2 separate regions of the Homo sapiens genome follow, and region 1 is linked to region 2. The links are chromatin loops, found by intact Hi-C in ENCODE. Cell type or tissue: A673. All regions are shown on one strand. Links, peaks and the distances in the headings refer to the core of each region. The heading gives the core; the rest is flanking DNA. Region 1 has its middle 850 kb from the start of TFAP2A-AS2. Region 2 overlaps LOC105374914 (a long non-coding RNA gene).

Region 1 (5,389 bases), core at 289-5,288, 570 kb before region 2:
AAAGGTTGTTAACTCTACAACAAACACATCTCTTCAAGCCCTATTGCCTAGACAAGGAAAGCAGTACCTGAAAATCCAGGAAGAAGGATCTTTCATGATGAACCCACTATAGATTTTCCCCAGAAGCTGTGTTATTTCAGGTAGGGGTTGGTGGGGAGGGAGTGGCTGTGTGTCCAAGGGTATTTGAGAAGCTTTATCTTCCTGTGATCATATAGATAACATTCAAGAAATGGAATCTGGGGAAAGTGTGTACATTTCCACATAATCAAGATGAGACTTTTTTTTTTTTTTTTTTTTTGAGATGGAGTTTCACTCTTGTCACCCAGGCTGGAGTGCAATGGCGCATTCTTGGCTCACTGCAACCTCCACTTCCTGAGTTCAAGCGATTCTCCTGCCTCAGCCTTCCAAGTAGCTGGGATTACAGGCGCCTGCCACCACACCTGGTTAACTTTTATATTTTTAATGGAGACGGGGTTTCACCATGTTGGCCAGGCTGGTCTTGAACCCCTGATCTCAGGTGATCCACCTGCCTCAGCCTCCCACAGTGTTGGGATTACAGACTTGAGCCACCGTGCCCGGCCGAGACGATGTTTTTAAACAGAAGTGAGATTCTTCTGTTAGTACCACTTTAATTAAATAAATAAATAAGACAACCACTACGGTGGTGCCATAAGAGGTAAATGAAATTATGAAAATCCATATTAAAGAGTGACTATAAAGTTGAATCAACCTGGTTGGTATATATGAAAGATCTAGAAAAGCACATTACCCTAGTTTAAATAACAATTGTATAATTTTAAAAAAAACTATTATAATGGTAAGACAATGAAATTTTTAAAAATTTTTTTGAGTTCACGGTTAATGTAAAATTAAGTGTCTTTTTCCCCTTATATTTTACATCTGTGGTAATATTTTATCCCTAAATAAAAAAGATATTATTATACCAGGCCAGAAGAAATATCTTCTTATTACAAATTGGATATTGTAATCAGATAGAACTTGTTTCAGTCTAGGTGCTATCTAATATTTGATTTTCTAATCACAACCAACTCACTTTATCTCTCTGAGCCGTAGTTTTCTTATTTTGTAAGCTATTGTGAAAACAGTTGTTGCAGAGGTTAAATGTGTTAGCACAAGGAAAACACTGTGCCTATCACTTAGTATGTCCTCAAAGAAATCAAGCTTTTATTAGATACTTGACTAGACTGGGTACTTCAGAAGGCAATTGCCTGTTGTGGCCAAAATTCTAATATAAAGTCCTGTAGCGCATGTTTGTACTCACAAGTCAAATTTCTTCATTCAGCATTTTCAGGGAGACTTCCAAGCTCTACAAGAAAAAATATATATTGTTATAAAAAGTTTCTCAAATTTTAACTTATAAAACCAACAAAAAGCAAATAATATCCAAGCTTATCAGCCCGTTGCTATGAAAAAGATATTGCTGACACGGTTGAGCTAACAATATTGCTGTATGTGTGCCTTCCTTTGTTAATGAAGATACCCAGGACTTTTGCAAAACCCTAATCATTGTGTCTGAATGTCCGTGGGACTGGCACATCCAGGGTCAGAATCCAATCTGCATCCGCCGGGTGCTTTCCCTCTCTCTTACTAGGTACTTACTGGGCATGCGTACCTATTGCCTAGCTATGTTCTGCTTCTCCATGTCTCCTGACGTTCCTCCGAGGCTATGGGATCCATTCAGGCACATTCCCTAAGCTTTCCCAAATCGCAAAGCTGAGCAGAAAAGATGAAATGGCCCAATCTCTGTAGAGGTCAGACATTTTTCCTGGGCCCTAGTGAGACAACAGATTTCCCCTTGGCCCTACCTGTTGATGGCCTTAGCACTTCCTGCCCTGTCTTCTTCCCACTCCCCAACAAAGAAAGAAAGAAAAAATCAGAAGTCAATGTGAACATCTTCTCTTCATTAGCCTCCTTTTCTCACAGGTTTCCCAGGTTCCACAATCCATTCTCAGTGAAACCAGGTGGCTTCCTTGGCTTCCATTCCATAGTGGCCCTGGAGAGTAACCTAGTTACTTTTTAGGAGGTCATTAGGACGCCTTCCAGCATCTGACCAAGTTCTGATCTGGTGGGGAGAGTCCAGCTGTAAGATAACAAGCATATTTGTTTAGAATTTTGTTTTCCCTAATCTGGCTACGCAGACTGCATAGTTCTTACTCATTCGTGGAAGCCCAGTGTCTTCTTTTCTAATCTTAGAAAATTATTGGCATTTCCTTCAGAATGGGAATGAGTTGATGTTGAGTCTGTGATTAAAAATAAGTTTCAAGTAAACAGGTTTCTGGGGGAAGAATCCCATGGCTATGCAAAGGGATTACAGTGAATTCTAAACATGGTGTACTTTACAACTATTAGGAGACAATAATTTTAACAGTTCTACAGATGATTAAAAAGCCATTTTCTAAAATATTCTCACTGGAGTTTTTTAAAAAAGAAAACATTTAATTGCTCCAATCAACCATAACTACTTTCTGCTTATGGTGTAATTTGTCTACTCTGATCACATGGTGTGGCTATTTGTCATAATTTTATAAGTGTATATTCCCCACTGTAGTGATTGGCTGTCATTAATTGTGAATAATTCCCTGCTCATTAAAGTCCTGCAAGAAGACTGAAAAGCCAGGCCCAGCAAACAAGACGAGGATGAGAAGCCTTGGTCAGAGTCCTCTCCATACATAAACGTTATGTTTTCCAAGACTTTATAAACTTGGAAGGCATTTAAAAATAATACAAACAAGTGACAAAAGCAGCTCTTCAAGGTTTCTCAGGTAAAAAATGGAGCCTGACTTATGCTTTCTCTGCTGCAGGTAGCAATTACTTTATGCAGCTCAAATAAGCTTTACTTTTAAATATTTAAACCTGCTGCAACCCTTCTTTTCACTGTATAGGTTAAACCATCCTGACAGGAAACAGGAAATTGCATAAGGATTGTCCCAAAGGGACCATTTCAAAATATAGTAATCCTATTACCTAGTTAGAGAACATCAAATCCTTACTCTGTGCAAATGGCTTAGAAGATATAAGATCTAGAAGTAACATCTATCTGAGTGTCTTAATAGGCTCTTCAATATGAATAAGTTCTATGATGCTAATGAGAATGAAAACAATCCAGGTTTATTTAGAATGGGGCAGAATCCAGGAAAATAAGAGCCAAGTACTGTGCTAATCATAAACATCTGTAGTCAGCTGTCTGTAATAGTTTATCTATTTCCTTGGTATAATAAAAAAATGACATTTTAACTTTATATGAAATATCCCACTCCTTACCCATTGTCATCATTCCTTTTAGGTGAGGTCTTTTGTCTGTTATTTTCGTTCTTACCTCTGCTCTCTGTGCCTCTGTGTGTGGGATGCAACCTTATTCTGCAAATTCTCCTACCCATTATTCCAGTGGTTCCTGAATTCCCACTGTTTTCTCCATAAAACCTTTAATAAATCAACCCAGAAGAGCTCATAGAATGCTGTTTAACCTTCCTGAGAAAGTGACAGGGAGAATGACATCAGTTCTCTGGCTGCCTCCTCACACCTCAGAACAAAAATTGCACTGCCTCTGAATGATGCTTTGGGAATATTTGCCCACTCATAGAATGTATATATTTGTTAATGACTTTTCAAGTCAAATTAATAACTATATCATCCCTTATTATCGACAAGGCACTTCTTTCCAAGTCAATGTTGAATATTATTAGGTTTATACATAATTTTCCATGGCATCTTGGGCAAACAGGCTTATCAGTCAATAATGATAATGACAATAATGATCATCATTATCATTAATAAAGCTAGAAGTGTCCTGGACTTGGATCAGACAAGGAATAGCATTGAAGGCCCCATAAATTGTGCCAATGGGTTTTACATATATTAATATAAGCAGGAAATCATAGCTCCCTTCATGTCAATATTTTCCTCTGTGTGTGTGTGTGTGTGTGTGTGTGCAGGCACATGCACATACACGTGTGATATGGCTTAACTCTGTCCCCCTCCCGCATATCTCATCTTGAACTGTAGTTCCCATAATCCCCATGTGTCATGGTAGGGACCAGGTGAGAGGTAATTGAATCATGGGGGTGATTACTCCTATGCTGTTCTCCTGATAGTAAGTTCTCATCAGATCTGGTGGTTTTATAAGGGACTTTACCCCCTTTGCTCAGAACTACTGTCTCCTGTTGCCATGTGAAGAAGGATGTGTTTGCTTCCCTTTCTGCCATGATTGTAAGTTTCCTGAGGTCTCTCCAGCTGTGCAGAACTGTGAGTCAATTACACTTCTTTCCTTTCTAAATTACCCAGTCTTGGCTAGTTCTTCATAGCAGTGATAGTGGCAGGAGGTAGGCAAATGCCTAGGCAGACAGGGGCGGGTACCCAGTGAAACCCCACCTTCAAGCCTAAGACAATTTAAAGCCTAGCTACAAGTCCTGGTAGATCCATAGACCAGATTGAGAACCTGTCTTCCCATTTCATGTACTTTCCTCTGGTTGGTCCCCATCCTTCACCTATTTTGCAGATACCTATCCTTTTCTAATTGGTTTTCTACACTGTCGTGCCCACCTTTAAGTGGTGTCTTCATGTTAAACTTTTTTGCATACTCACAAACCAATCAGCACACACTCCCCTACTCTGAGCCCATAAAAAGCTCTTGGCTTGCCCACACTGGAAGACAAACCACCATCTTCATCCCCTCTCCACTGAGAGCTATTCCATCACTCAATAAAATTCTTCTCCACCAATCCTCACCCATTGAATTGTCAGTGTATCCTCATTCTTCTGGGACATGGGACAAGGGCTTGGGAATTGCCAAACACAGGTACAAGTTATTACACAGTTGGGCTGAGTGGGTGAGGCTCCTGCAGCAGCAGGCCTGGGGCAAAGTGAGTCCCAGGCAACAGTGGGGCATTGCTGGCTGTGGAGATTCTTGGTTGACAAGATGGCCAAGAAAAATCATGTGTCGGCAGCATGAGAATGGGCTAATACAGTAAATTGGTGCTACAGAGAGTGGGGCACTGCTCTAAAAACACCCAAAAATGTGGAAGCAACTTTGGAACTGGGTAACAGGCAGAGGTTGAAAGAATTTGGAGGGCTCAGAAGAAGATAGAAAGATGTGGGAAAGCTTGGAACTTCCTAAAGACTTGGTGAATGGCTTTGACCATATATCCTAAATCATCTCTCTCAAGTTCAAAGTTTTACAGATCTCTAGGGCAGGGGCAAAATGCTACCAGTCTCTTGGCTAAAACATAGCAAGAGTGACCTTTACTCAAGTTCTCAACAAACTCCTCATCTCCATGTGAGACCACCTGGCCTGGAGTGTATGGACAGCAAAATCCGTACACTTATTTAGGGTATATGATTTAGGGTATATGGTGGAGGAAATTTCTAAGCA
Region 2 (5,389 bases), core at 173-5,172:
TAGGGAACTGCTATAACTAAATAACAACAACAAAAAATAAGCAGATTAAGAAAATGAGTAAACGACCTAAACAGACATTTATCTATGTAAGACAGAAATAGCAGACAAGTCTATTAAAAGGTGCTCAACATCCCTAGTCATTAGGCAAGTAGGAGTCAAAACTACAATGAGCTATCACTTCACACCTGTTAGGATGGCCATCATAAAAAAAAAAAAAAGTGTTAGTGAGATTGTGGAGAAATTGGACGCTTGTATACTCTTGGTGGGCACATAAAATAGTGCAGCCACTATGGAAAACAGTATGGAAGTTCCTCAAAAGATTAAAAATATCACTACGGGCTGGGTGTGGTGGCTCATGCCTATAATCCCAGTACTTTGGAAAGCTGAGGCGGGCGGATCACCGGAGGTCAGGAGTTCGAGACCATCCTGACCAACATGGTGAAACCCTGTCTCTACTAAAAATACAAAATTACCTGGGCATGGCGGTGCATGCCTGTAATCCCAGTTACTCAGGAGGCTGAGGCAGGAGAATCACTTGAACTCGGGAGGCGGAGGTTGCAGTGAGCCGAGATCGCGCCATTGCACTCCAGCCTGGGCAACAAGAGCGAAACTTCATCTCAAAACAAAAACAAAACAAAACAAACAAAAAACAACAACAGTAACAACAACAACAACAACAACAAAACACTACCATATGATCCAGCAGTTCCATTCTGGTTAATTATTCTGGGTAATCATTCAAAATAATTAAAATTGGGATCTAAAAGAGATGTATCTTCACTCCCATGATCATTGGAGAATTATTCTTAATAGCAAAGATATAGAAATAATCTAAATGTCCATCAATGGATGAATGATCAAGAAAATGTATTGCATGAGTCCACTTACATGACATATGTAAAACAGTCAAACTCATGGAAACATAAAGTAGAATGATGGTTACCGGGAGGTAGGGGGAGAAGATGGGGAATGATTGTTCAATGGGTATACAATTTCAGATAAGCAAGAAAAAAAGGTTCTAGAGGTCCGAGGTACAACATTGTGCTTGCACCTAACAATGTTGTATGGTACACTTAAAAACTTGTTAAGAGGGTAGAACTCATGTTATTTCTTCTTAACACAATTTTTAAAAATGCATTGGAAAGGGTTTTACTTTAGACTGGCATTCTATATTTTCCTGAAGCTGTATGCAGAGCATCGAAGGAAATCATCTTAAACAAACAAACAAAAAGCAGCTACTGGTTAGACTATTGTCACCTGTGCATCGCTATGATTGTGTATTATTGAGTTATGTGACCAATGCTACACAGTGTGCAATGTTCTCACTACACTTGGCTGAATTCTATCAAGCTAAACACTCTTGACGGACAACATCTTGACTAGCCAAGATGCACTGACTGTTTATCAATAGTATTGATTGCACCACAAAGTTACACAATTATGTGACATAATACAAGGGGGGGGGGCGACACAAGCAACAGTTTAATAAGTGGTAGTGAATATCATTGTGTAAATTGAATACTAAACATTTGTTTGCCTAACAATTTAGGAAAGGCTTTAGAAACTGGATGTCAATATCAGATTCCTAACACTGTTTTATATAAAATCATTATGATAGACATCTTACCAATATGGAAACTGAAGGCCAGAATAATTCAGATGCCCAATGGAGACAGACTTAATAGCATGTCCAGTACTTGAGCATGAGTTTCATTGGTTATTAAGGCTAATTTATCCAATTATCCTTCATAAAAATAAGAGTTGTACAGGGCATTATCTTGTGAATAAATTATCAACATTTCGACTTCACACTTGAATCTAAAAAGAAAAATTGAATTTAGTGTCTAGTGAAGTCTTTACAGACAAGTCATATTATAAAAGAGCAGACATTTTATTAGAGATTGTCACTTGATCATTTTTTTAATTGGATATCTGAAATGTGTGCTGTGGGCCAGGCACAGTGGCTCATACCTGTAATCCCAGCACTTTGGGAGACCCAGGTGGAAGGATTGTTTGACCCTGCATAGTAAGATCCTGTCTCTAAAAAATAATAAATAATAAATAAATTAAAAAAGAAAATGTGTGTTGAAGCTCAAAATGATAATCATTTATTTACTTGGTAATGAGTCATGACCACAAATCAAATGTACTTTTCAAAAATCATCAGCTTCTTGAAACATATGGAGTAAAGGAAGTTGCCTAAAAATGAGGGATAGAAAATTATAGTGCATCCCTAAGGCAGTGGAAAATCTAAGGAGTAGGCTTGTTTAATCCACCCCTGGGTAAATCTCACTGATTCACTTAGATTATTGCCCTGTGTCGTTTTTGAAATATCTCAGAAATGTATTTAAGAATACTGAAACCATTCAATGGTCTGGATTTATAACAGAACTTTTCCATGTCTAAAATTGACAATTTCAATGGATTTTAAAGTTGAAGATAATCCTTTGCCTAAACCCACCTACTATATTTCTATTCATCCTGTACTGTTACATCCTTTATTCTCTTCATTATTTTTCATGTTCTTAGAGTTTACAGTATCATGTGGTTTATGTTTTTCTTACACAGTGATTTGCACAAATAGATAACATTTTAATTTCTAAAGAGAAATTATCACCATCTTATCAGCCTTAGCATTCACCATCAACTTATGCTAGCAAGAAATTCTGTACTCAGAAAAACTAAACCTACTGGGCAAAAGTTGAACAAATACTCTAAACTAGATAATGCAAACAGGCTGAGTTTTAACACCAGTCCACATCAATCCGAGGTAATTGTTTTAAATGCTGTAAATATTCATTTGATACCTTTACCATAGAATAAACAATTTCCTACCACTCTCATATACTTCTGAGCCTTCCAGAATACCATAAGGATTTATTTACTTCCTGTAAAACAACAGGGGTCCTTAATCCTGTCAACAGATTACTGGAGCTGAGTTCTCAATGCGTCCCGGTGGCGGCGTTGTTTGTGAAATGCTGCCATCTATGGGACAGAGGTGGGTATTGCTCAGGGCCCAGGCAGCGAAACCACAGCCGCCTCTCTGCTGCGCTACGTGGTTGGTTCAGTAAATGAAGCAATTTTTGGTCAATAAACAGGAATAAAAATCATAGCGTTGGCTAGAAAATAGACGTTGCAAACTCCAAGCTGGCACTGCTCTCTACCACAGCTATTCCTTGGGGGAAAAAAATGAGTGCTGTGGCAGTTGTTCCGCAGTAGCTTTGATCCAAATCTGTTTCTCTTTTTTTTCCTCCCACACCCACATTTACGCTTTTATCCAAAATGTTGCAATGTGGTTAGAACAATACAACCTTCCACGCATTGGCAAACAAATAGGTTAACTTGGTTAATTAAAGTTTTAAAACTCACCCATTCTGAATAATAGCATAAACCAAATTTGCGAAGGACTCCTGACCTTCCTGTGTGTCATAGACGCCTGTGAGACAATGCAATGTATTTCCATTCAAAACTTGGCAAAGAAACCCGGATTTGACGATTTCTCCCACTGATCAAAGTCCATACATCAACATCATAAAGCGCATTGTACTGTTCGAAAGAAGCTCGTCTATTTATTGAGAGTACTTTCAACAACAGTGTCATTTAATGCCCACCTCAGCCCTAGGAAACAAATCTTGCCACTGTCACTCCTTTTTCACAAAACGGTAAATTGAATGTTAGAGAAGTTGTCACTGCGCTTAAGTTTTACAGATCACTGAGCAATAGATCCAGGATTTGAACACAGTTTGTTTCATCCAAATCCAAGCAGTTATCTCCTCTCCTAGGCCTTCCTTGTGGTCAAGCACTGATGATTTAAATCTAGTTCTTCATTTTTTGTTTTCATTTTACATCTGTGTAGCCTTGGGCACATCATTTGAATTTCTTTAGTCTGAATTTTCTCGTTTTCACGACAAAAAGATTAGTGTATCTATTTCTATGTTCCTTTCCAACTCTCAATCATATAATTCATCTGTCTTGATGAGGACAAAAAAAGAAAAATGAAAGAGTCACAAATTGTCATTTGGATAAAACTTCGAAGGTTCCTTAATTCCACTCTCTCATTTTAAAGATAAAGGAGCTACGCTTGTGGAAAGAAAAAATCAAACGGTCAAGAAAAAAAATCAAATGGCTGAGAGGCACTGTTGCCAGGAGAGTTACTTTCAATGTACCGGTACCTCTAAGGGGTTTAATTTTAGTTTGATCCAGCCTCTCTAGCCAGCTGTGTGTGAGGAAAAAGAGAAGAAAGAGGAAGCCTTCAGTGCCTTCAACAGGAAAAACAGTAATGTGAGAGTGGTTACTCATCTGATAAACTAGGAAGGAACAAGGAAGGTCTAGACTAGTAGGGAGTTCTTAAAGATAAAGCTTGGAGCCCAGGTAGCTGGATCTCAAATGGGTTAATATTCATGCCAATGGGCTAACCAAGCTGGCATTCCTCCAAGCCGAAGCCTGGATAATGATATGAATATTACTCTTCCACCATGATTTGTACATCTTTCAGTACCCACTACATGGCTTAGTATAACAACCTGGTCTTGAGTAAGACTTGGGAAATCTTTGTCAAGTGAACAAATTAAACAATATTTTTTTCTCTGGACAATATCCCATTTGAATATTGAATTAGACAATATGTCGTTTCTCTAGACTCATCCTCTAGGTGACTAGAAACATGCAAAGAATGTGGCTCTATACCTAACAGGGAGAAAAGGCTAGATTATTGTCTTAGTCTGTTCAGGCTGCTATAACAAAATACACAAAACTGGGTGGCTTATAAACAACAGGTATTTATTTTTCACAGCAGGGAGGGCTGGAAGTCCAAGATCAAGGTGCCAGCAAGGTAAGGTTCTGGTAAGGGCCCAGTTTTGGGTTAGCGAATAGTGATTTATTGCTGTGTCCTCATACAGTGGAAAAGACACAGCTGGCTAGAGAGGCTGGATCAAACTAAAATTGAACCCCTTAGAGGTACTGTTACATTGAAAGTAACTCTCCTGGCAACAGTGCCTTTCAGCCATTTGATTTTTTTACTTGACCATTTGATTTTTTCCTTCCACAGGCATAGCTCCTTTATCTTTAAAATGAGAGAGTGGAATTAAGGAACCTTAGAAGTTTTATCCAAATGACAAGGGGCAAGTTAGCTCTCTGAGGTCTTTTTTTATAAGGGCATTAATCCCATTAATGACGACAGAACCCTCAAGACCCAATCACCTGCCTTATAATACTATCACATTAGAGATTAGGTTTCAACATATGAATTTTGGGGAGACAACCATTCAGACCATGGGCATTATCTACAAGACTATAACTTGTCTTAAACTCATTAAAAGTCTAGTTCATAAAGGCAAACAAGTAAATCAAATTCTAAAGGTGAATCATCACATCCAAAGAGAGGCAGGAC

Evidence for each region. A loop is a pair of places that touch in the nucleus more often than their neighbours do. Peaks named below come from ENCODE experiments on the same cell type or tissue, not always from the same donor. Only the 100,000 strongest peaks of a DNase experiment are listed, where the experiment ranks them.
Region 1: it touches region 2 in a loop (2.7-fold over the local background); 3 of 110 quality-filtered maps call a loop at or near these places.

What each region holds. Positions count from the first base shown.
Region 1 is chr6:9,552,575-9,557,963 of GRCh38, reverse strand. No RefSeq gene overlaps it. Among named protein-coding and RNA genes, the nearest start is that of TFAP2A-AS2, 850 kb to the left of the region's middle. In A673, for the core only: no CTCF peak of the experiment used is centred there; a DNase peak (open chromatin) is centred at 2,953; H3K27me3 peaks cover 485 bases.
Region 2 is chr6:8,980,932-8,986,320 of GRCh38, reverse strand. The region is part of intron 2 of LOC105374914 (a long non-coding RNA gene); the gene reads right to left. Among named protein-coding and RNA genes, the nearest start is that of HULC, 330 kb to the right of the region's middle. RefSeq lists a silencer at 2,896-2,945 and an enhancer at 2,851-3,145. In A673, for the core only: a CTCF peak has its summit at 2,998 (motif pointing left); a DNase peak (open chromatin) is centred at 2,930; H3K4me3 peaks cover 318 bases.